2 separate regions of the Homo sapiens genome follow, and region 2 is linked to region 1. Evidence: read pairs that join two places in POLR2A ChIA-PET (ENCODE). Cell type or tissue: OCI-LY7. All regions are shown on one strand. Links, peaks and the distances in the headings refer to the core of each region. The heading gives the core; the rest is flanking DNA.

Region 1 (11,766 bases), core at 3,102-5,601:
ACAGTTCTGGATTCAGACAGGACTGTGGTTTACATCATCTATATTCACTTTAAAGCACAATTAAAAAATGAAACTTTTTCTGGAAATTCCAAACAGAACTGTCTATCAGCTATCAGTTGGCTATTAAATTATCTCCATATGAAACTAAGAAGATAACAAAATTATATTCCCTTCCAATGTCCCTACCTGCAAAAAGAAGACCAAATGGTGTGATCCCCTGAAGTGGAACCCTTCTACTAATCTACAAAACAGGGGGCCAGCAGGAAATGAGGAGGTCCACTTCCCTACACCCCCATCCCAGCCTGGCTGAACTTTCCTAAATGATACAGGAGAAATGGATCAGAAGGCAAATGTTTAGGCCGGGCATGGTGACTGACACCTGTAATCCCGGAACTTTGGGAGGCCGCGACGGGCCAATCACCTGAGGTCAGGAGTGTGAGACCAGCCTGGTCACCACGGCGAAACCACATCTCTACTAAAATTACAAAAATTAGCTGGGCGTGGTGGTGTGCACCTGTAAACCCCACTACTCAGGAGGCTGAGGTAGGAGAATCGCTTGAACCCAGGAGGCGGAGGTTGCAGTGAGCCGAGATCGCCCCACTGAACTCCAGCCTGGGCAACAGAGTGAGAGTCTATCTCAAGCAAAACAAAACAAAACCAAACAACAACAACAACAAAGAAAGGCAAATGTTTAATTATCATGGTTCTGGAGACTATTTCATGGCATGGGAAAATGCTCAGGGTATAATGTAAAGCAGGTACCAAACCATAAATATGACACAAACCCAACGTATAAAAATGCAGAGACAAACACATGGCAGGGAGGATGGCGGGACTGGTACAAAGACAGCCCCAGCTCAGAGACGGAATTACAAGGGTTTTCTTCCTTCTTTATAGTATGTGTGTGTGTGTGTGTGTGTGTGTGTGTGTGTGTGTGTTCTACATGAGTGGCTCTGAAGTTTAACACCCTAGGAACTGCCAAGAGGCTAGTTAGAAAGATCTACCCTGGGGCTGAGGAATCTCCATCTCTAACAAGCCTTGATGATGAAGCAGAAGTCAAGAAACATTGTTCTAAACATTCAGCAACGTCAGGAAAAAAAATTTAGGTGATATTAAAATACCACTTTTAAGACTCTTTTCATTGCTCCAACCTCTCAGGCTTCAAATTCCAGGCTATTGCTTTCCCAGATTCAAATTTTCGAGCTTCAAATTTAGGGCTATTGTTTTCAAGTATTTTGCCTAAGTTTATTTCTGACTGGCTCATCTTTTGACCCAAAGTGAGAAAGAAAAAACCTTTTTATACGAGGAACATGAGCCCTTTAAGTTATCAGGCTCAGAAAGGCGTCTATAATATAATAGCAGTGTCCTCTCACTCCCCCTTGAGCTAAATAAATAGTTACCTCAAAGCCACCTGCTATGGATGAGAGCCATCTACATAGCACATGGGGACTCACTGCCAACCCCCAACCCCTCACAAGTTGGGGTACCAGCAAGGCTAGCTTAGAATTAATTAGGCAGAAGCTAGAATCGTTTTGGAAGCCACAGGCAGCCAGTTCCCACATTCACACCAAAATGGGATTTTCCAATCGCCACCAGCATGGGACATTTTAGAAAAGCAGTGAAACAGACAAAGCCACAGCTTCAGCGCTCACAGAACCTGGAGGAGGTGGGGCGAGGACCCAGTAGAGGCGGGGCAGCCTGATGGCGCCAGCTCATCTGACCCACCCACCTGGCTCCTCCAGACACCCATTCCACCTGGCATTTGAATGTCAACCATCCGTATTTGTTTCAATCTACTTTTCTCCTTTCACAAAGCTTTATTGGGATATAATTCACATACCATAATACGGACCCTGATCAAGTATATGATTCAATGGTTTCATACGTTCACAAGGCTGCACAATAGCCACAATATATAACTTTAGAACATTTTCTTCACCCCGTAAATATGCTTTGATAATACAGAGTGAATCTTTTTAAAGTGGCCTGGGGAAAAAAGCATACATTTCTGAATAGAGAAGACCACTTGATATCACGACAGCCCACTGCCGGCTGGACTCCAAAGCACAGGGAAGCACTCCGGGGCCAGCACCTCCCCTCTTCCTCACCGCACGCTAGCACCGTGTTCGCTGATGCATCCTTTCCCATAAGGCACAGGCTCTGCCCACTTACTTCAGAGTGCATAAAATGCTTAATCAAACCTGCTGGGTGATGACCCTGGAACTTTAATTCTTACAGACTTCACACTATTGGTTGTCCTGGAAGGCGACCTACAATCATGAGCAGCGAGGTAATGAGCTGGGAATCCAGCTGTAAGGCTCAAGGTGGAGTTTCCTAATGTGCACAGACACAAGCTTGTACATTTCAAACTAGCTCCTCCTGAGCACAGACCTAGAGGGGCAGAACTTAGCGCTTTGGTGCTCAACATGGGGTCCTCCAACCGGCAGCAGAGCATCAAGTAGACCCCATGTCTACTTGATCAGAACATGCGCTTTAAGAAGAACCCCAGAAGGTCATGTGCACCCTAACACTGAGCCCTGGAGGGAATGACCTTTGGCCCGGTGCCAGCGGGCCCCTCCCCAACTGGCAGTCACAAATGCAACAGGTTAGTAATTCATAAAACCAACAGGAAGGTTATCAGTTAGAATTCATGTGGAAAAAATAAGTCTGGATGGACATATGCTGACCTGTTAAGCATGGTGATTTTGTCTCAGTAAGCTGACAGCAGACTACCTCTGACCAGGCTGGCCTTGTCCAAACAACTGGGTACCCACCAGGACTGTCTGTCTTACTGGCAGGCACAAAACACAAGCTCAAGACTGCGAACATGGTCTCAATGCACACCACTCACGTACACACAGTACCTAAGAGCGTTCCCACTTTTCTAGAATTCTGTGGACATCTTCAAACAATGAGGGCTTCGTCTGTCAGCTGACATCTACTGTCGCTGGTGCCAAGTTGTAAGGAAGCCACGGACCCACCCTCCGGCCCAGGGAGGGGCTGCTCTCTCTGGCTTCCACTCCCTGCCTTCCCTCCTGGCTTCTGGGCAAGGCTGCCTGCTGCATCCTGGAGCCTCAACAGAGAGGCTCTCACCAAAGCATCGAAGACCCAAAGACCGGGCTCCAGAGCTGGGTTTGTTTGTGGTTCTTCTCCAGGAGCAAAAATCACCAGGCGCTACAAAACCATTTGTGGATTCATTACAAAGCTTTTTTTTCTTAAGAGTTGCAGAGTGACAGGCGAGGGATCCTACTGAAAGGAAGGAGGGAAGAGGAGAAGGAAGGGAGGGAGGGAGAGAAGTGGGGAGGGAAGAAAGGAAACGGGAAGGGGAAGAGAAGGGAGGGGAGGAAGGAGAAGGGACAGAAGAAGGGAGTGACTGTTTACGTTCCTTTCTACTCTACTGGTTCTTGTGTTACAAGAGGCACATATTACTCGTAATTTTAAAAGAGCAGGATAAATGACTATATGAGATGCCAGGCAAGAGCACAGATGACAGCTGGATTCACCGCCCAGGAAAAAAGAAAGAGGCCACATTCCACATTGGGTTTCCACCCTTGCCAGCCAATGCCACCCAGCTGCCTACTGCAGACCTGGCATCGATCGGGCTCCCATGGCAGTAGCAGTGAGTGTGTGGGTGCTTATTTATCAGGGCACCAGGTATTGGGCACTGAGCCCACCGAGGGCATCACCCATTGTCTGGGTCAGCCCCGCTACAGCCCTGTGAGACAGACTCCATCTTCCCAGTCTACACCCCCAGGTGTGTAACTCATGTGAGGACACACACTGGCCCCTTCCTGTTCTGCACCTGCTGTTGGACTCTGATAGCCTGAGGGCAGGGACACTGGTCCACATTCAACTCCCAGCACATCGTGTGTTCCCGATAAGCTTGTGCAATGAACAAGTGAATTCACAGCACAATTGGGGAAAATACTTCCTCTCCTTCGAGCCACTCGCCAATTCACTGTACTCTCATTCCTTTCTTTTAGATAAGCCTTGTACCTGGAAAGCGTTTAATAAATATTTGGCTAACGAGTGAATAAAACACAACCTCATACCAATATCAGAATAACTTAAGGTAATAATGCAGCATTAACCCTATGAACAAGGAGAGGTGGTGGGCTGTTTACAACACTCTCATAGACGAAACCACAAAGCACAAGATCCAGGAACTTGCAAGGAGTCCTATGTTATTGAATATTTAGAAAACAGGTATAGCTTGTAGTGTGAAAAGAGTTTTAAATATTTCCTTAAAGCTGTCCTTCCAAAAAAAGTAACCTTTCATGATTAAGGCTAAAACTCTCACATACTGTTGTCAGAAGTGTTGAATTTGGTTCATATTTATTAAAATTTTTAATTTCAAACCTTTCATCTAGCAATTCTACTTCTAAGAACTTATCCTAAACTCTGTTCTCAAAGACACTCCCTTTCCCCATGAAAACAGTTAATAACTCACTAAATAACTCTGACGTTTGCTACATTAATGTATCCTGGCCTACTCACCACAAAGGGTTTGCTGCTTTTTCAGAACTACAAAGCTTACTAATTTAGCAAGTCCAGTACTATTTTTAACATGTTCTTGTAGCAATTAGCAGCTGTCAGCTCTCTGTGCTCAATTCTCTTTGAGGCCTAATAGTGAGCTGGGGGGATACGGGTGTGTGTGTGGAAACAGACATTATAGAGCAACAATAAAGATTATTTGTACAATCAATTTGAATCTGAACTCAGAAATTTCAGCAACATCCAGAAAGCCAACAGGAGTGGCCATGTTCTGGCTTGTTAGGGAAGGGAGGAGCATTAGCTGCCTATGACATGGTCTGGCTCTGTCCAACCTAACATGAGTGGGGACCTGCCTGCAAGCTTCCCAGGTCTCTCCCATCCTATTAAGGGCCCCTCATCTCTATCTTCCCACCTCATCTCAGTGATTCACTTACACAAACTCTGAAGGTCACCTGGCAGGGGGACTTGGCCCCTCCCTGGAAGCCGACAAGCCCAGTGACCACCGTGCTCCAGAGCTGAGTGAAAATAGAGTCAATAGCTGACAGTAAATCAATCAGTACGGAACAAGTGGCAGGAAATGTGTGAGAAGAGAAGCACCAGATGAGAAGAATCTGCCAGAGATGAAATTGTCACTCTTGTTTCCCAGGTGACTTAAAAAGAACAGGCTTCTGAAAATTTCTCAATAGTAACTAAAAAATGAAAGTTGTAAAAGGTTATAAATAAGTCACATGATTGCTAAATGTGCCTGTTGTCCAACACCTTTTGATGATAATGTTCCAACAGGTGTGGAGAGTTCAAAGGAGAACCAGGGCAGAGCTGGAGCGGGCACAGCCTCACATCACTCCATCAGGTGATGGTCAAGGGGCTGCGGTGCACCCAGCAAGGGGCTTGGGTGCAAGTGGGGGCCACTCCCAGAACAGACTGTAGACTGAGTCTACACTTTGCCTGTCAATCTCACCCATGAGAAGTCTAAAGCTGATCTTTTAAAAAGTGAACTCACTTTTGGTGGAAACAGTCCAAGTGTCCACGAACAAATAAATGGAAGCAAAATGAGGCCTATGCACACAATGGAGTATTATTCAGCTTTAAGAAGGAAGGCCATTCTGACACACGCCGCAACACGGATGAACTGTGACACTGTGCTCAGTAAAATAAGCCAGTCCCAAAAGCACAAATACTGCATGATTTCACTAAGAGGAGGCTCCGATAGTTGTGAGATTCATAGAGGCAGAAAGCAGAATGGTGGCTGCCCGGGGCTGGGAGGAGAGGAATGGGGAGTTGGTGTTTTAAGGGACACAGTTTCAGTTTGGGAACATGAAAAGTCCTGCAGAAGGATGTTGGTGATGGCTGCACAGCAATGCAAATTACTTAAAGCCACTGACCTATACACTTTAAAATGGTCAAGATGACACATTTTATGTTATGTGTATTTTATCACAACAATAAAAAAGCAAGAACTCACCTTTGAAGTTGCCGATGTACAGGCCGGGCAGGATCTAGGAGAGAGACAGACACAGACATGAGCATGGCAGACTCTAAGTGGATGGTATTGCAGAAGGGGGCCTCATCCAGCAGCAGGATCCCTGCAAAGGCCAGGTGCTTCCCCAGTACAGCACCTCCCTGACAGACACGCGGGTGACCCAACATCCCCAGCGGCCTGTGGAAGGCCGTGGGTTGGTGCCCATCGACTCGCTGGGTTTAGGGCCCGGCTTCGACCCCGTCATCCTCATTTGCAGCCCTGCAGTGCTGGTGGGCATTCTGAGGGTCCAAGTCCCCTGCCCCGCCTGCCCACCCTGGCCCCACAGCCCTGGCGGCCCTGCAGCTCTGCACTCTGCTGCACGAGGCCACTGCACACACGGTGCCCACTGCAGGCGGTTACACTCCCGCCCACCTCACCCTTGGCCAGTCCTGAGCCCCAAGTCCAGGGTTGGCCCCCGGCTCAGTGACAGTAGCCCTCTATGTCCCCTGTGTGGCGATGCTGCTGCGAGGGCATGACCAGGTGAAGGCCCATCTTTCTGTCGGGGAAAACTCCTTGGGCAGCAAACGAATCCTGTTGCTCACTGCTGCCTCCCCAGCCCCAGGCCAGGATGACAGTCAACAATGGGTTGTTAAATAAATGATCCAACCTCCACATATATGCAGGTTAAGAAGAACACGTCTTTGTTGCAAAATGTCAACTCTTCTAAGGCAGTGGTTCTCAAACCAAACTCCCCATCAGAACTCCAGAATCTGTTAAAAATACACATTTCTGGGCAAGCCCTCCTCTCCACCTCCAGCCCCCGCATGGAATGATTTAGCAGGTCGGCAATGAGAAATTGGGGTGGCTTCTTTCACACCCACAATTTGCGAAGTAGGAAGCAAATTCTTGTCTTGCCAGCACTTTGCATGGACACTCTGAAATTTAAATAAGAACACAGTACCACTTGTTAAAGTATGCTCACGATATCACTTGCCACGATTTCCAAGCACATACAACCAGCTCGTCTTGGTGACGCTTCACCACAGATCCCTAGATGTCCTAGCCTCGCCCCCACTGTCTGCCAACCCTGCAGCTCCCCTATCTTCCTTCACTCCCACTGAGGAAGTCCAAAGAGCCTGTAGTACAGTTCTTCATGTTAGCTGATTTCTTCAAGCATCTTCCTGACCACCGGCTGCCTCGCTAAAAACCCATGGCTCATGTCTAGTGATTGCAGGGGATCTATTGTGGCTCATGTCAGGGCGGCAGTGCTAGGCCCAGAGCTAGTCTCTGTGCAGAGGGACAACCAGCCAAGGGGCCACGTAATGTATCGGCCAAACTGGGACAGTCCAAGAATGAAAAGAGGCTTTGCTAATCATTACTCCGAGACAACAGTCTATACTTTATCATTCCTATCTTGAAAGACGGGAACAATGCAAGTTCGTCCTGGATGTGGATCCCACTGATGTTCTCTGGCAATGCTTGACTGCACAGAGCTTTGCTGTGTGTAGTCTCTCATTCCCGAGGGTCTCTCCTGCCTTTTTTAGGATGTGGCAGTAGACACTAGAGAGCATCATTGCCATGTGGCTCTTCTGTCTGGCAGTGCAATGACCCCTCCTTGACCAAACTTTAGTCAGGTTCCTCTGAGTCCTTTTCTCAACAAGGCCTGGTCCTTGCCCGACCGAGTCCAGTGCGAGCAGAGACCTGCTAAGCGTATCCCCTAAGACCCCACCAAGCTCCTGTTCCTCCACCCCGATGTCTAATCCAGTTCCCCTGAGTGGTATTCCACCCACTCCCTCACCCTGCCCTTGGCTTTCCATCCACCCTTGTTCCTGCCATATTGGAGTCGCGTCCTCCCCTGTTGTGATGGTCTCGAATAGAGTCTTCCTTGCTGGCTTAACCAAGTGTCAGGATCACTTTTTACAGCAGTGACTCTACAGTTATAATCACTAGGCGATTTTCTAGATCAAAATGTTTCTAGACTATAAGCATGTTTATCTGCCCAAAGTCAGAGAACGTATCATAGTGGCTAAAGTTCCTCAGGCACAATGCCGGGCACTCAGCGTAGAGGTGTGACTGAGAGAGACAGGGCCCTGCCCTCATGAGCAGCTCACACAGGGAAAGTGGAGGTGACCTGACCACTCTGGGGTCGCAGAGGGCTTCCTGGGGACAGTGACACTCAGGACCTGCAGCCCAAGAGCAGTGGGCAGACAGGGAGGGGACAGCAGAACGGTCAGCCTGCAGAAAGGGTCTTGTCTCTACTGGAGGGAGTGGGAGAGAGGTGGAGAGAAGGCGGGCGTTAGTGCAAGGAGCTGGTCCTGCACAGCAGACACTGTGGCCACTGGCCACTATCCAGACTCCAAGTTAGGTGCCATGAAATGGAATACGACGCCTAAGATGTGTGGGGCTGTGAGGAAGACGATCTTACGCGTTTTAACTTAATATATCTTGAAAATGGTATGAAAAACAGGAAAGGTACAGCTGTGTGCACGTACACTCCCTTCGTCACCATGCTCACCTCCGTGACGGCGATGGCGGGGTCCTGGAGGAGGGCTTCTGCATTTCTCTCTGAGCTTGCCTCCGCCATCTGACACTCCAGTCCTGTGCATGCACTATGCCAATTTGCACTTTTTTTAAATCAAGAGGGATTATTCGGAAAACAGATTATGGCCCATTTTTGCTTTTTTTCTTTGTACATCTACTATCTTCTCTACTAAGCACAAATTAATACATTTTATATTATCTTTAAAATTAAATGAGGGCATAAGAGTAGACCGTCTCTACATTCTAATGTTGTAGAACCATGATGTTCTGACTCCTAAATTCATCGTCTGGAGCCCGGCTTGCTGCAGGACTATCTCAAGCAAACCACTGTTTTCCCACCACCGTTGTCAAGTCCTCCTGCCCCTGATGGTGCCACCTTCTCCCAGTCACCCCGAATGAAAACCCAGGGCTCCCACCGCTGTGGCACCTCTCTCTCAATTCTCTGCTCCCCTCCTCCCGGGAATTAGAAGGCCTCTCACAGTCTCCCTCCTCAGCCTTGCGCAGAGCCTCAATTCACACAGGGGTTACAGTAGTAAACACTGAACTCATTCCTCTGTCCTATCAAATTAATTTTCTAAAGCCATATTCTTCCTGGGTGATTTTCTACCTCAAAATGTTCAGTAACAACCCTTTTACTTAAAAAATCAAGGCCAAACATTGAACTAAATATTCAGCATGGCTTCCGCAGGTTGGCTCCAACCGATCTCTGAAGGATTTCCCCCAACTTCTTTCTTATGTCCAGCCGAGCCAGGTCATCCCCATTCTCCCAATACCCCTTACTGGTCCCATCTTGCAATAGCACTTTCTTTGCCCTAAATATTCTTTCTAAACAGAGAAGAGGTTCCCACTGTTTGGGGTCCTTTATCCCTTGGGTATGCTCGAAAACCACAAACCCTGTAATGGCCATTTATCTTATTGGTTTTCCAGTCTCTGAAACCCTTTCCTAGGTTTGGGGATACCCTGGCCCCAGGGAGTCTTGGTGGGAAGCAGAGCCCAGCTGTTAGTATAGAAGCTGCCAATGCCAGATACCTGCTCACGTAAGCCTTTGCTGCTACATGGGTGTGACCCACGTGTAACAAGTCTGCACGCCGGCTGCAGGGATAGCCTAGAGTGTCCTCTTTGGCAACAGAGGCAGCAGGGCTGGTGGCACATTCAGTGTCCACTGGCTGTAGCATCAGCATCTTGCGGTAGCCCCAGAAATGCTCTCACTGACCACTTACAGCATCTGCTCCTGCCAAGGTTGCCCCTGAGTCTGGCTCTCCAGCCTTCCAGGCTGTCTGCCCTGTTCTACCTAAGGTAACCACATTTGGATGCTGTTGCTTACAGCCAAGGACCCTGATGTGGGCTTTCAACCTGGAAAAATGCATAAATGCAGAAGAGTGCACAGATCTTGAGGCAAGTCACAGGCACAGCAGGTCTGTTCCTGCCCTGCCTCTAGTACCGAGACCTACCCGCCCTGCTAGGACCAGCTCAACCAGGAACCCTCCAGAGATCACTCCGACAGGAGACTCTGCCCTTTCTGGACTTCACTGCTGCTCATTTGCCATTTACTTCCACGCAGCAGCTCTCCCACTCATGTGCTCCTCTTTGAACTTTCAGGCTCAGCTTCTTAGCGTCTCCCTTCTGAATTCCTGCAGCAGCTTCCTAGTGAGCTCCCTACCTCCAGACTGAGTGGTCCCTCCAAAGGATTCCTCAAACCATCTCAAGTGCAAAGTTGATTGTGTGACTCTTCAGCTTAGGGCTCCGTGTAGCTTTCAGCATGAAACCCAAATTCTACACCTTGGCAAGGGAGACCTTTCAGGAGTGGACCCTCAAATGTCTTCAGCCTGAGCCCGAGCCCGAAGGCATTCTCCAATCTCACCCACATCTAAGGAAGTGACCACGGTGCAACCAACCAACATGGCTATGCAGAGACGCAGGCCAGGGCCCCCAAATTCCAGGCTGTTTTATGGGAAACAGCCCAATTTTCAAATATTGTCAATTAAATTTTAAAAACCACTAAAATACTGTGGTTGACAAACTAAACCCATCTGTGGGCTGACCAGGGCCCATGGACCTCCAGTCTACGATCTCTACCTGCTGCCTGTATCTTCTTTGTAAATATATTTTTGAACTCGATTGGTTCTCCCTTGGGTAGGTACTCAAGTCAACATTTCTCCAATGAATGAGTGAACAAACAGACAATGTGAACAGGGTGAGAGGAAAGGAGAGAGAAAAAATGATGATGAGTGAAGCCTGATACGAGCTGTGCCAGGGAGAGGGAACGCTGCCCCTTTCTGCCCTGAGTGGACTTCCACATGCGAAACGGTGCCCGGCCACACCTGTGGCATGGGCCTAGTGCTGGGGAGCTGCTGCAGCAGCGTGCTGGCAAGGATGGGAAGTCTGACCTGAGGAGGCAACTTCTTAAAAGGAATTGAAGATGAGTATTTTACATACATTTTAAATATTTTTAAGTAATGTAAAGAGAAGACCAAATTGTGTCAGTCAACCTTTAACTTCATGTTTCAGACCAGGAGACTGAGCTAGAGTTTCAAGACTGGAAATGGAAAGCAGGTTGCTCAATCCCTCTCTGTAGTCACAGTATGATTCTCTTCCATATAGAATTACAAACAAGATTAAGCAGGGCTGGTTTCAAGGAGACTAAATAAAAGGCCCATGAATATTTCAACTTCTACACTAGTCAGCTTCGTAATTCAGACTTGAAACCCAAAAATTTTGACCCATCTATTTTCACGATATTTTTGTTGCTGGTAATCCCTGAATACAGAGAAAGAGAACATGAAATAAAATCAAATAATTTTCCAGCAGAGAGACGATTTATAGAGGAGACCTGGGAACCACAAGGTGTTTATCTGCAACAACCTGGCTGACCAGTCAGGCCACGCAGGAGCTGAGCTCAAGCCAGAAGCAAGAAAAACAGAGAGAAAATGAAATCATTACCACCTGGTAGAAAGCAAGGACAAGTTGGAAAAAAAAGCCTGTAAAGGCAACTTGGGAATGTCCCACTATGCTGAAGTAATAAGCACAGAATTGGTGCTAAGCATCTGTGGGCCTCTGAAACTGCTGCTCTTTCCCTTTGCTGGGGACACTGTTCCTGAGTGGCCTCCCACAAGATGACCATTTCCAGGGAGGTCTCTCCTGACCACCAAACTCCCTGGCACTCTCTCTCTCATATCGCCTTGTTTTATTTTCTTCACCACATTTATCAGTGACTAAATGGCTGTATTCATTTCCTTACTTTCGGACTGATCTTGCAGCAGAGGGTGCATCTG
Region 2 (11,766 bases), core at 4,822-7,321, 140 kb after region 1:
ACCAACCACTTTCTTTGCTCAATGTAGAATTAGCACACTTGCACAATCAGGGCCTTCCAATGTGATTACAAGATTGGGTGCATTCTCTCTTGGTTCTGCCATTACTGTTACAACAATAACAGAAAGTTGACCATTCCTCTTCTTTAGTTCCAAAAGTAAAAATAAAATGGATGTTAAGAGACAGAAAACAAGCCACAGACTCATTTGTTGATGGACATGTAGGTTGATTCTATACCTTAGCTGTTGTGAATAGTGCTACAATAAACATATAAGTACAAGTATCCTTTTGATATATAGTTTTCTTTTCTATCGGTTGACTAACCAGTAGTGTGATTGCTGTGTCCCTTGGCAGCTGTATTTTTAGTTTCTTGAGAAAACTCCATGTCATTTTCTATAATGGCTGCACCAATTTACATTCCTACCAACAGCATATGAGTTCTCTGCAAACTCACTGGCATTTGTTATTTTTTGTCTTTTCAATGATAACCATTTATTTGAACTGGAGTGCGATTATATCTTATTGTGGGTTTTATTTGCATTTCCCTGACAATTAGTGACATTGATCTTTTTTATATATTTCATCATCATTTGTATGTCTTTTTTAAAAGTCTATTTAGATCTTTTACCCTTTTTTTTTTTACTGTCACATTGAGTTCCTTGTACATTCTGGATATTAGTGGTCTATTATTTGCTTTTTGCCTTTGCTTTTGATGTCTTACACATAAAATCTTGGTGCAGACTAATGTCCTGAGGCATTCTCCTATGTTTTCTTCTAGTAGTTTGATAGTTTGGGGCCTTACATTTAAGACCTTAATCCATTGTGAGTTTATTTTGGTATATGGTGTCTGGTTTTATTCTTCTCCATTGGCTATCCAGTTTTTCCAGTGCCATTTATTGAAGAGGGTGTCCTTTCCCCAACGTATGTTATTGGCACCTTTGTCCAAAATCAGTTGCCTGTAAATACGTGGATTTATTTCTGGGTTCTGTTTTCTATGGCCTTGACCCAAAGAATCATTACTTCTTGAAATGCAATTCAAATTAGCATAAAACATTTGAAGTTTAGGGAAAAGCTAATGGCATTAGAATCCTCATAATCTGTATTAGTCCATTTTCATACTGCTGATAAAGTCATACCTGAGACTGGGTAACTGATAAAGAAGAGAAGGTTTAATGAACTCACAGTTCCATGTGGCTGGGGAGGCCTCACAATCATGGCAGAAGGTGAAAGGCATGTCTTATGTGGCAGCAGACAAGAGAGAAAGGAGCGCCAAGTGAAAGGGAAAACCCCTTATAAACTCATCAGATTTCATGAAACTTACTGACACAAGAATAGTATGGGGAAAGCCACCCCCATGATTCAATTATCTCCCACGGGGTTCCTCCCACAACATGTGGGAATTATGGGAGCTACAATTCAAGATAAGATTTGGGTGGGGACAAAGCCAAACCATATCATTCTGCCCCATCCTCTTCCAAATCTCATATCCCCACATTTCAAAACCAATCATGCATTCCCAACAGTCCCCCAAAATCTTAACTCATTTCAGCATTAACTCAAAAGTCCACAGTTTGTGGACTCATCTGAGACAAGGCAAGTCCCTTCTGCCTGTGAGCCTGTAAAATCAAAGGCAAGTTTGTTACTTCCTAAATACATTGGGGGTACAGGCGTTGGATGAATACATTCATTCCAAATGGGAGAAATTGGCCAAAATGAAAGGACTAAAGGCCCCATGCAAGTCCAAAATCCAGCTTAACAGGCAAATCTTAAAGCTCCAAAATGATTGTCTTTGACTCCATGTCTCACATCCAGGTTATGCTGATGCAAGAGGTGGATTCTCATGGTCTTGGGCAGCTCTGCCCCTGTGGCTTTGCAGTGTACAGCCTCCCTCCTGGCTGCTTTTATGGGCTGGTGTTGAGTGTCTGTGGCTTTTCCAGGTGCATGGTGTAAGCTGTTGGTGGATCTAGCATTTTGGGGTCTGGAGGATGGTGGCCCTCTTCTCACAGCTCCACTAGGCAGTGCCCCAGGTGGGGACTCAGTGTGGGGGCTTAAACCTCACAGTTCCCTTCCACACTGCCTTAGCTGAGGTTCTCCATGAGGGCCCTGCCTCTGCAGCAAACTTTTGCCTGGACATCCAGGCATTTTTATACATCCTCCGAAATCTAGGTGAAGGTTCCCAAACCTCAATTCTTAACTTCTGTGCAACCACAGGCTCACCACCATGTGGAGGCTGCCAAGCCTTGGGGCTTGTAACCTCTGAAGCCACAGCCTGAACTGTACCTTGGCCCCTGTTAACCATATCTAGAGTGGCTGGGATGCAGGGCACCAAGTCCTTGGGCTGCACACAGCAGTGGGGGCCTGGATACCTACAAAACCATTTTTTCCTTCCAGGCCTTCAGGGCTGTGATGGGAAGGGGCTGCCCAAAGTTCTCTTACATGCCCTGGAGACATTTTTCCCATTGTCTTGGTGATTAATATTTGGCCCCTTGTTATGTATGAATATTTCTGCAGCAGGCTTGACTTTCTCCTCAGAAAAAAATCTTTTCTATCACATTATCGGGGTGCAAATTTTCTGAACTTTTATGTTCTGTTTCCCTTTTAAAACTGAATGCTTTTAACAGCACCCAAGTCACCTCTTGAATGCTTTGCTGCTTAGAAATTTCTTCCACTAAATACCCTAAGTCATCTCCCTCAAGTTCAAAGTTCTACATATCTCTAGGGCAGGGGCGAAATGCCACCACTCTCTTTGCTAAAACATAGCAAGAATCACTTTTACAGTAGTTCCCAATGAGTTCCTCATCTCTATCTGAGACCATCTCAGCCTGAATTTTATTGTCCATATCATTATCAGCAGTTTGGTCAAAGGCATTCAACAAGTCCCTAGGAAGTTCCAAACTTTCCCACATTTTTCTGTCTTCTTCTGAGCCCTCCAAACTGTCTCAACTGCTGCCTATTACCCAGTTCCACATTTTTGGGTATCTTTACGGCAGCACACCACCCTACTGGTACCAACTTACTGTGTTAGTCCATTTTCATGCTGCTGATAAAGACATACCTGAGACTGGGTAATTGATAAAGAAAAAGAGGTTTAATGAACTCACAGTTCCACATGGCTGGGGAGGCCTCAGAGTCATGGCAGAAGGGGAAAGGCATGTCTTACATGGTGGCGGACAAGAGAGAAAGGAGTGCCAAGTGAAAGGGGAAACCCCTTGTAAAATCATCAGATCTTGTGAGATATATTCACTACCACAAGCCCAGTACGGGGGAAACCACTCCCTGGATTCAATTATGTCCCACCAGGTCCCTCCCACAACATGTGGGAATTATGGGAGATACAATTCATAATGGGATTTGAGTTGGGATACAGCCAAACCATATCATACTCCTTATTTACAGGACGCATTAATTTGTCTTTTTTTGAGATATGATCTTTCTCTGTCAGTCAGGAAGGAGTGCAGTGGTGTGGTCATGGCTCACTGCAGCCTTGAACTCTGGGTTCAAGCCATCCTCCTGCCTCAGTCTCCCAACCAGCTGAAACTACAGGAATGCGCCACCATGTCTGGCTAATTGTTTTTAACTTTTTGTCATTGTTTTTAACTAATTGTAATTGTTTTTAACTAATTGCTTTTAACTTTTTGTAAAGATGGGGGTCTCACTATGTTGCTCTGGCTGGTCACAAACTCCTGGCCTCAAGTGATCGTTCTGCTGCAGCCTCCCAAAGTGCTGGGATTGCAGGCATGAGCCACCACACCTGGCCTAGATTATTATTTTCAGAGTCTTATTCTGAGAGCCATTTATTGACCTTGGCCTAAATAACTCAATATGATGTCCCTAAAACTTCTTTAGAAATTATTGGGCATGATCATGAAGGAAGGAGATTAGAAACTTTCTACTAAGAAATAACTTAGAGTCATTTAGGGAGGAACAAAAATAAGCAATCAGAAAAATAAAAGTGTAAGATCAAGTGCAAAAGTTCTGTGGCAAAGATGATAAAAGTAACTAATATATCTTTTTGACTCTTGGTGGCTTTAACTTTGTTCTTGATTTTCTGAGTAATTTAAGCGTTCACGTTGGAAGAATCTACCGCATTATAGATAACATTTTATTGCAAGTAAATGTATTTCAAAATTTGTTACTGGTTTTATAATAAAATAGTGTCAGCCTACTTCATTATCAAGCTGTACTATTTTATTTATGCAGTTTGATGAACTTACAGCAGAGCTGGAAACTATATCTTCAAAAATGTCTATATTTGGCTAAAAAGAATCAAGTTATTCAACAGGAGTTATTATCTATGAAAGAAGTACAACAGAAATGTAAAAAACTTGAGGAGGTTAACAAAATTTTGGAACAAGAAGTAGTGAATCTTAAGACACATGAAAAAAATATGGTAGAATTTGGTGACGTAGAAGAATGTAAATTGCAGTTGGAAGAAAGAGCAGGACAGGAAATAGAAAAATTAGAAGAAATCAATTTACAGGTTAGTTTTTTTAATCAGGTAGGTTTATCTGTAATGTGCTTTCATTTATTTCACTGCAAATTATAATATAGACATACAGTGTTTTGTCTGCCTCTCTTATAGGAATTTGCTTTGTAGAGTTTTAGAAAAAAAGGTGGCACCTGTTTCTTATTTTAAATATTTAAATTTCCATCATGATTATAACTAAGTTGATCTTTCAGAGTAGTGAGTTTCACTATACAGTCATTTGGTTATTAAAACCAGTTAGCATAAGACTATTAGAAAAAGAAAACTCTGATTTAAAATTATATGGTACTTTTGAATTGGTCTTACGCTACATTGTTCAGTTTTTAACATTTCCAATGGATTCTATTATTTTTAAATGATTAGATTACATGAACACTAACAAGAATGATTTCAAATTTTTATAATTCATATTTAATTCTGAATTCTGTTATCAATTTAGATGAAATTGCTAATAGATGTTTTAAACTTCAGCCCCTTTTTAAAACACATATTTAAAATTGCTTTCTGAATCACTGACTCAAAATGAAAGGCAACAAATAGAGACTAATTAGGTTATAATTGTTTTAAAAGTATGATTTTTTATTTGTTTTAGAAACAAGCAGAATATGAAAAACACAGCAGTTAAAAGAGAATAATATGGCTTTGATGAATAAAAGAGAACTCTGACTGAAAGACGTGGAATGTCAATTCTCCAAAATGAAAACCGCTTATGAAGAGCTTACTACGGAATTAGAAGAATATAAGGAAGTCTTTGCAATAACATTAAAAGCTAACAAATCCATGTCAAAAAATTTAAAGAAATAAGTCAAAACATACACTTGTAGAAAATCAATCAAGTTCATTAATTTGCCATGAAAGCATAATTTTTAGTGAGACAACTTCATGAGATTAGTAGGAAGTGAAAGCTATCCTGATAGTATAATTTTTGAAAATAATGCTAGTAAATAAACTTACATTTAAAATGTTAGTCAAGGACAGTTTCTGTCTCTTCCCTCATTTTTTTTTTAACTTTTGTATGGCCTTTTCCCCTGAAAAATCTTACGTAGTTAACCTAGTCTATTAGTCTTTTAGCATTTTTGAAGCTTTATGGTCAATAAAGTGATCTTGCTGTAAAATTACTTTTCAGAATTCTTCTAAATGGAAATATTAATGAATTTAATTTGTTTTTTAGTAGGTCACAATCTAAACTCAAAGTGCCCAAACTACTACTATTCTGGGCACGTCCTGGCATTTAGTAACTTAACTTTCCTGATTGTGATTTTTAGTATTATCACTAGAGGGCGCTTTGAGACAAACTTTTCTGTATAGTTTTTTCAGTCTACAGGAAGACATGCTTGTGAAATAGGGAATGATTATCCTAGGGATGAAAGAAAGTGTAATTTACAAAGTTGTTTAAAAATAACACCTTGGTCAGCCTGAAGGGGTGTGTGGAAGACAGAAAGGGCAAGCCCCACCTCCAGTGCCTTGGTCACAATGCTAAGGGCTGATTGCCTTCAGAGATGCTTTAGTTCTTTTTGATCACCAATCCAACCATCTAGTTCTCTCCTAGGAGTTCTTGCTCTGAATTATTTCTCAGTGTGAAATGCTTATTTTTTCCTAGATAATGGGTGAAATGTACAAGGGTGGTGAAAACAAATGTTTGAAAATATATTTAGGAGTGATTTCTAAAATCCTGAAACTGGTTTCTAAATACAAGTATTTCTAGCTTCTGTTTTTGTTTGTTTTTGTTTTTGTTTTAGTTTTCTTAATTGTATATTATTTAAGGCATACAACACGTTACTATATGTTTATTCATAGTGAAGTTGTTCTTATAGTCAAGCAAATTAACATATCATCTCACATAGTTACCTTTAAATACAAGTATTTCTTTTTTTTTTTTTAATTTTCCCGAGATGGAGTCTTGCTTTGTTGCCCAGGCTGGCGTGCAGTGGCGCAATCTCAGCTCACTGCAACCTCCGCCTCCCAGGTTCAAGCAATTCTTCTGCCTCAGCCTCCCAAGTAGCTAGGATTACAGGCGCCCACCACTGCACCTGGCTAATTTTTGTATTTTTAGTAGAGGCAGGTTCTCACCATGTTGGCCAGGCTGGTCTCGAACTCCTGACCCGGTGATCTGCCCGCCTCAGCCTCCCAAAGTGCTGGGATTACAGATATGAGCCACTGTGCCCAGCCTGAATACAAGTATTTCTAATGGCATCCTCAGAATCTTATAAGTACAGCCTTCTAGAAGGTAGCAAGCATTACCTATTGAGCCGTACATCGATAGCCATTTCTCTCTCCTTCCTACTTTGTTTGAATTACTTATTCACTAGAAATCTTCTTAGAAACATATGTGATTTTTTAAGAACGATTTTAAAATTATACTTGCTTATAACAGGTATGCTCTCACACATTTGGTGTTAAAACAGTTTAGTGGGTAATTTTGTTTGCTGTCAGGGCAATTTTTTAAAAATTGCAAATCATTTAGGAATCATTTAAGGAAAAATAAAATACTAGGCATTTGTTTTTTGCTATCTGTACAGATCAAATGAGATAATAGCAATGGTCAGCAGCAAGCTCCATATAGAGAAAGAGCAAATGAAATCTGTTCCCACCACTCTGCCTATGAGGCCAGACCCAGAGCCACCCTGGGTTGGAAATCTTAATAGTATAGGTCACAACAGAAAATATATTCCAAAACACCCATAAGGATCCCTACTTCAAGCCCATAGACTTCGAATAACAGCATGAACTGCTTGACTGAGGTTAGTTATATTACCTTTTCCCTTTTGGGTTTTGTTTTTCTAATATACTTCTTGTTTTTAATTTGGTGAAATACTGAGTCGTTCAATTGACTTATGCTTGTTAAGTGAAGGTCATAATTAGCTAATGCAGAAAGCAAATGGGAACTTTACGGTTTTTATAAGTCCTGGGAGCTCTCATTTTCAAGAGATACTTATTTGTTAACTTGATTCAATAAATGTAACTAAACTGACACATTTTAAATTGATTGAAAAACTGCATTTAAGTTAGGTTTTAGAAATTGCATGTTATTGCCTAATAACTAAAGGTAAGCTTTTTTTTTTTTTTTTGAGACAGAGTCTCACTCTGTCGCCCAGGCTGGAGTGTGGTGATGCAACCTCGGCTCACAGTGGTGCGATCTCGGCTCACTGCAACCTCTGCCTGCTGCATTCAAGCAATTCTCCTGCGTCAGCCTCCCAAGTAGCTGAGACTACAGGTGTGTGCCACCATGCTCGGCTAATTTTTTGTATTTTTAGTAGAGACGAAGTTTCACCATGCTGGTCAGGCTGGTCGCGAACTCCTGACCTCGTGATCCCCCTGCTTCAGCCTCCCAAAGTGCTGGGATTACAGGAATGAGCCACCGCGCTCAGCCACTTTGGCTTACTTTCTGATTGATTGTAGTTTTGGCTGCGGTTCATACCACTTTTAAAGTTTCTTTGCACTATCTCAAGTTTTCCATCCCTAATCACAGGGAAGCGGTGGGCATCCAAGCACTTAACCACATACGGATGTTTATTATTTAATGGAATCCAAAATAAACATCAAACACTAAAATATTTCTTTCCATTTTTATGTTAAAAGCTTTGTGGTTTTCTTTCTTTTTTTTTTTTTTTTTTGAGATGGAGTCTCCCTCTGTTGCCCAGGCTGGAGTGCAGTGAAGTGATCTTGGCTCACTGCAAGCTCCGCCTCCTGGGTTCACGCTATTCTCCTGCTGCAGCCTCCGGAGTAGCTGGGACTACAGGTGCCTGCCACCATGCCCGGCTAACTTTTTTGTATTTTTAGTAGAGACGGGGTTTCACCGTGTTAGCCAGTATGGTCTCAACCTCCTGACCTCGTGATCCTCCTGTCTTGGCCTCCCAAAGTGCTGGGATTACAGGTGTGAGCCACCTCGCCCGGCCCAAGCTTTGTGGTTTTCTTACATAAGAATACATTCTTTATTGCTATCAGACTTAACAGCACTTTTATTTCAACTTTTGTAGAATGTGTCTATTGCTGAGCAATTTTACAAGTTTTTAAATTATTAAATCAAGCACTATTTGCATTTTTAAAATGAAATTCACTTATGTCTCTACCTTGCCATCACTTGTGTGATTACTAAGGTGGCAGTGATATCAAGTCTTTTAATAGCAGCTGCAGCCCAGCAGAAGCAATTATATTAATCCAATTCAGAAGTTAATGCAGAGCCACACAGCATATTTCCATCTCCCCTGGGCTTGTAATAGAAAGCTTCCAATCCAACCATGTGATTTCACTCATAGTAAGAATCCATTTCTGGGAATCCCAAAATGAATCCAACAATAACAAGCTGTGTCAGATAAGGAAAAAATATATAGTTCAACTATGTTTGACCAAGTTGAAGATATTTGTCTCATGTTTAACTGTTTTTTGACTAAGAAAAAAATTTAAGAACCAGGTCCTGTGGCCCACACCTGTAGTCCCAGCTACTCAGGAGGCTGAGGCAGGAGGATGGCTTGAGCCCAGGAGTCCAGGGCTGTAGTGCCTCATGACTGTGCCTGTGAATAGCCACTGCACTCCAGCCCAGGCAACACAGTGAAACTGTCTCTTAAAGAAAAAAATTACAAACACCATAAAACAATGGTTTGAACAAAAATAAATAAATAGCAACCAGTTTTGCATATCATTGATATTAAAATATTCATTTCAATCAATACACATTCATTTACAATTTCCTTGGTGATTTCATAATCTCCTTAATGCAGAGAAAGGTAGCAAGTGGATGGGGCCAGCCTAAGGCACAGTGGAGGAAAAGGTGGTAAACTGCTGAGAGGTGTAGCAACTGTGAAATGGTAGCACAAGTCAGGCTTCTTGACCCAAACCTGGCTGGACCTGGGGAAGAAGTCAGACTGTTTGAGTTTGATCAGTCATACTGACGCATCCTTAATCAAACATAATTTCTGCAGCAAAATATATGGATATTTATAGTAACAGAATTAGATGTTATGAAGAGCCTTAGGTCAGTCCAGGTTTTGCTGCCAAAGAGTTTGTTGCAAAGTTTTAAAAGAAAGTTCAGTTTTTAAACCATATTTGGCTTTTGGAATTGCAGGTGAGGGGTTGTGGACCTGAAATTATAGTTAACACTTGGGAATCCAGGCCTGTTGTGTCTGCTTTACACACATTGGCTCTTACTGTTTTCACAATGCAATGAGGGTAGGTACCATGATGATCCCATTTTACAGGTGAAAGACAAGGGCACCAGGAAGTCTCTTTGGTAAGTGACTTTACAAAATCACACAGCTCGTCACTGGTGGCTCCATATTACACATTTTTCCTGGGCTACAGACTTGTGAAAGGGGGTCGGGAGAGATTGAGGGGCTGAGGTCTTTCTTGCACACCTCACGCACCTGGCATCTGCCTGCAGCGAGCCTGCCTTAGTGCCAAAAAGGTCAGAGCAGAAGGGGAGCTGGAGCCCCGCAGACATCACAATCACACTCTTGGATTTACTGAAGGCCCATGGGGACTCATGTCTGTGATTACTGGAGCTTATGATCTAATCAGGTGATAAGCTTCTCTCACAAGCCATAGAGGAATTTAAGTGTGATGTCCCGTGGACCAGAGGTGGTCAGAGACCCTGTGTATGGATAAGTTGGGATGCGGGCTGGCTGGGCCTTGAAGAAATTCAGGTAAACAACTTTATAAGGATTTTATAAAGAGATTCTTTATAAGGGACAAAGACTGTTACATGTGGAGATGACCTAATTTTATTCTTTTAGCTGTGCAAGATGTGTGTGTTCTGGAACATCACAGGTGAACATCCTTTGCTTGCGACTCCCTCATCACTGCAGAGCAGCATTCCCATCAGGCTCTGACTGGGTCAGCTGGAGAGTGTTCAGGTGTTTCTCTGCCAGTGTCCCTGTGCCTGTGTGCATTTGTGTGAGTGTGTAAAATATACATACCAAAATATATAAAATGCACAGGAACAGTTTAAAGAATAATGAACAACTCAGTTTAAGAAATTGAACCTTATGAAAACTTTATTTTTTATTTCCATGTTTTTGGGGAATAGGTGGTATTTGGTTACATGATTGTTTTTTGTTTTTTTTTTTTTGAGACAGAGTCTCTCTGTGTTGCCCAGGCTGGAGTGCAGTGGCCACTGCAAGCTCCGCCTCCCAGGTTCACACCATTCTCCTGCCTCAGCCTCCCCAGTAGCTGGGACTACAGGCACCTGCCACCATGCCCAGCTAATTTTTTGTATTTTTAGTAGAGATCCATGTTACTCAGGATGGTCTAGATCTCCTGACCTCATGATCCACCCGCCTCGGCCTCCCAAAGTGCTGGGATTTCAGGCATGAACCACCACACCCGGCCATGAGTAAGTTTTTTAGTGGTGATTTGTGAGGTTTTGGTGCACCCATCAACCAAGCGGTATATACTGAACCCAATTTATAGCCATGGCCTTCTCATCCTTTCCCCTGGAGTCACCAACATCCATTGTATCATTCTTTACCTTTGCATCCTCATAGCTTAGCTCCCACTTATGAGTGAGAACATACGATGTTTGGTTTTCCATTCCTGAGTTACTTCACTTAGAATAATGGTTTTCAATTCCATCCAGGTTGCTGTGAATGCCATTAATTCATTCCTTTCTATGGCTGAGTAGTATTCTGTCTTATGTATATACCATAGTTTCTTTAGTCACTCATTGATTGATTGGCATTTAGGCTGGTTTCATATTTTTGAATTGTGCTGCTATAAACATGCATGTGCAAGTATCTTTTCTCATATAATGACTTCTTTTCCTCTGAGTAGATACCCAGTAGTGGGATTGCCAGATCAAATGGTAGTTCTACTTTTAGTTCTTTAAGGAATCTCCACCCTGTATTCCATAGTGGTTGTACTAGTTTACATCCCCACCAGCAGTGTAGAAGTGTTCCCTTTTCATTGCCTCCTGGCCAACATCTGTTATTTTTTTATTTTTTTGTTTATGGCCATTCTTGTTGGAGGAAGACGGTATCGCATTGTGGTTTTGATTTGCATTTCCCCGATCATTAGTGATGTTGAGCATGTTTTCCATATGTTTGTTGGCCATTTGTATAAATTCTTTTGAGAATTGTCCTTAGCCCACTTTTTGAGGGGATTTTTTTTTCTTGCTAATTTGTTTGAGTTCATTGTAGATTCCGGATAGTAGTCTTTTTTATTCTATATATTTTGAACTTATTAGGTGCACACAACTTAAAAATTACTATATTTTCCTGATTAGGCAAATCTTCTCTCACTGTAAAGTGACCCTCTTTCTCTGATTTTTTTGTTTTTATTTTATTTTACT

Evidence for each region. ChIA-PET counts read pairs that join two places held together with the same protein. Peaks named below come from ENCODE experiments on the same cell type or tissue, not always from the same donor. Only the 100,000 strongest peaks of a DNase experiment are listed, where the experiment ranks them.
Region 2: POLR2A ChIA-PET joins it to region 1 with 5 read pairs; 2 of 35 experiments call an interaction of 5 or more read pairs at or near these places.

Annotation. Positions count from the first base shown.
Region 1 is chr6:298,852-310,617 of GRCh38, reverse strand. DUSP22 (dual specificity phosphatase 22) reads right to left here. Exons shown (of 7, transcript NM_001286555.3): 2 at 5,957-5,990. Among named protein-coding and RNA genes, the nearest start is that of DUSP22, 12 kb to the right of the region's middle. RefSeq lists enhancers at 5,603-5,652, 6,472-6,551. In OCI-LY7, for the core only: no CTCF peak of the experiment used is centred there; a DNase peak (open chromatin) is centred at 4,557; H3K4me3 peaks cover 1,033 bases; H3K27ac peaks cover 2,053 bases.
Region 2 is chr6:163,064-174,829 of GRCh38, reverse strand. It overlaps the pseudogene ANKRD18FP. Among named protein-coding and RNA genes, the nearest start is that of LIRIL2R, 11 kb to the left of the region's middle. In OCI-LY7, for the core only: CTCF peaks have their summits at 5,540 and 5,747 (motif pointing right); a DNase peak (open chromatin) is centred at 5,759.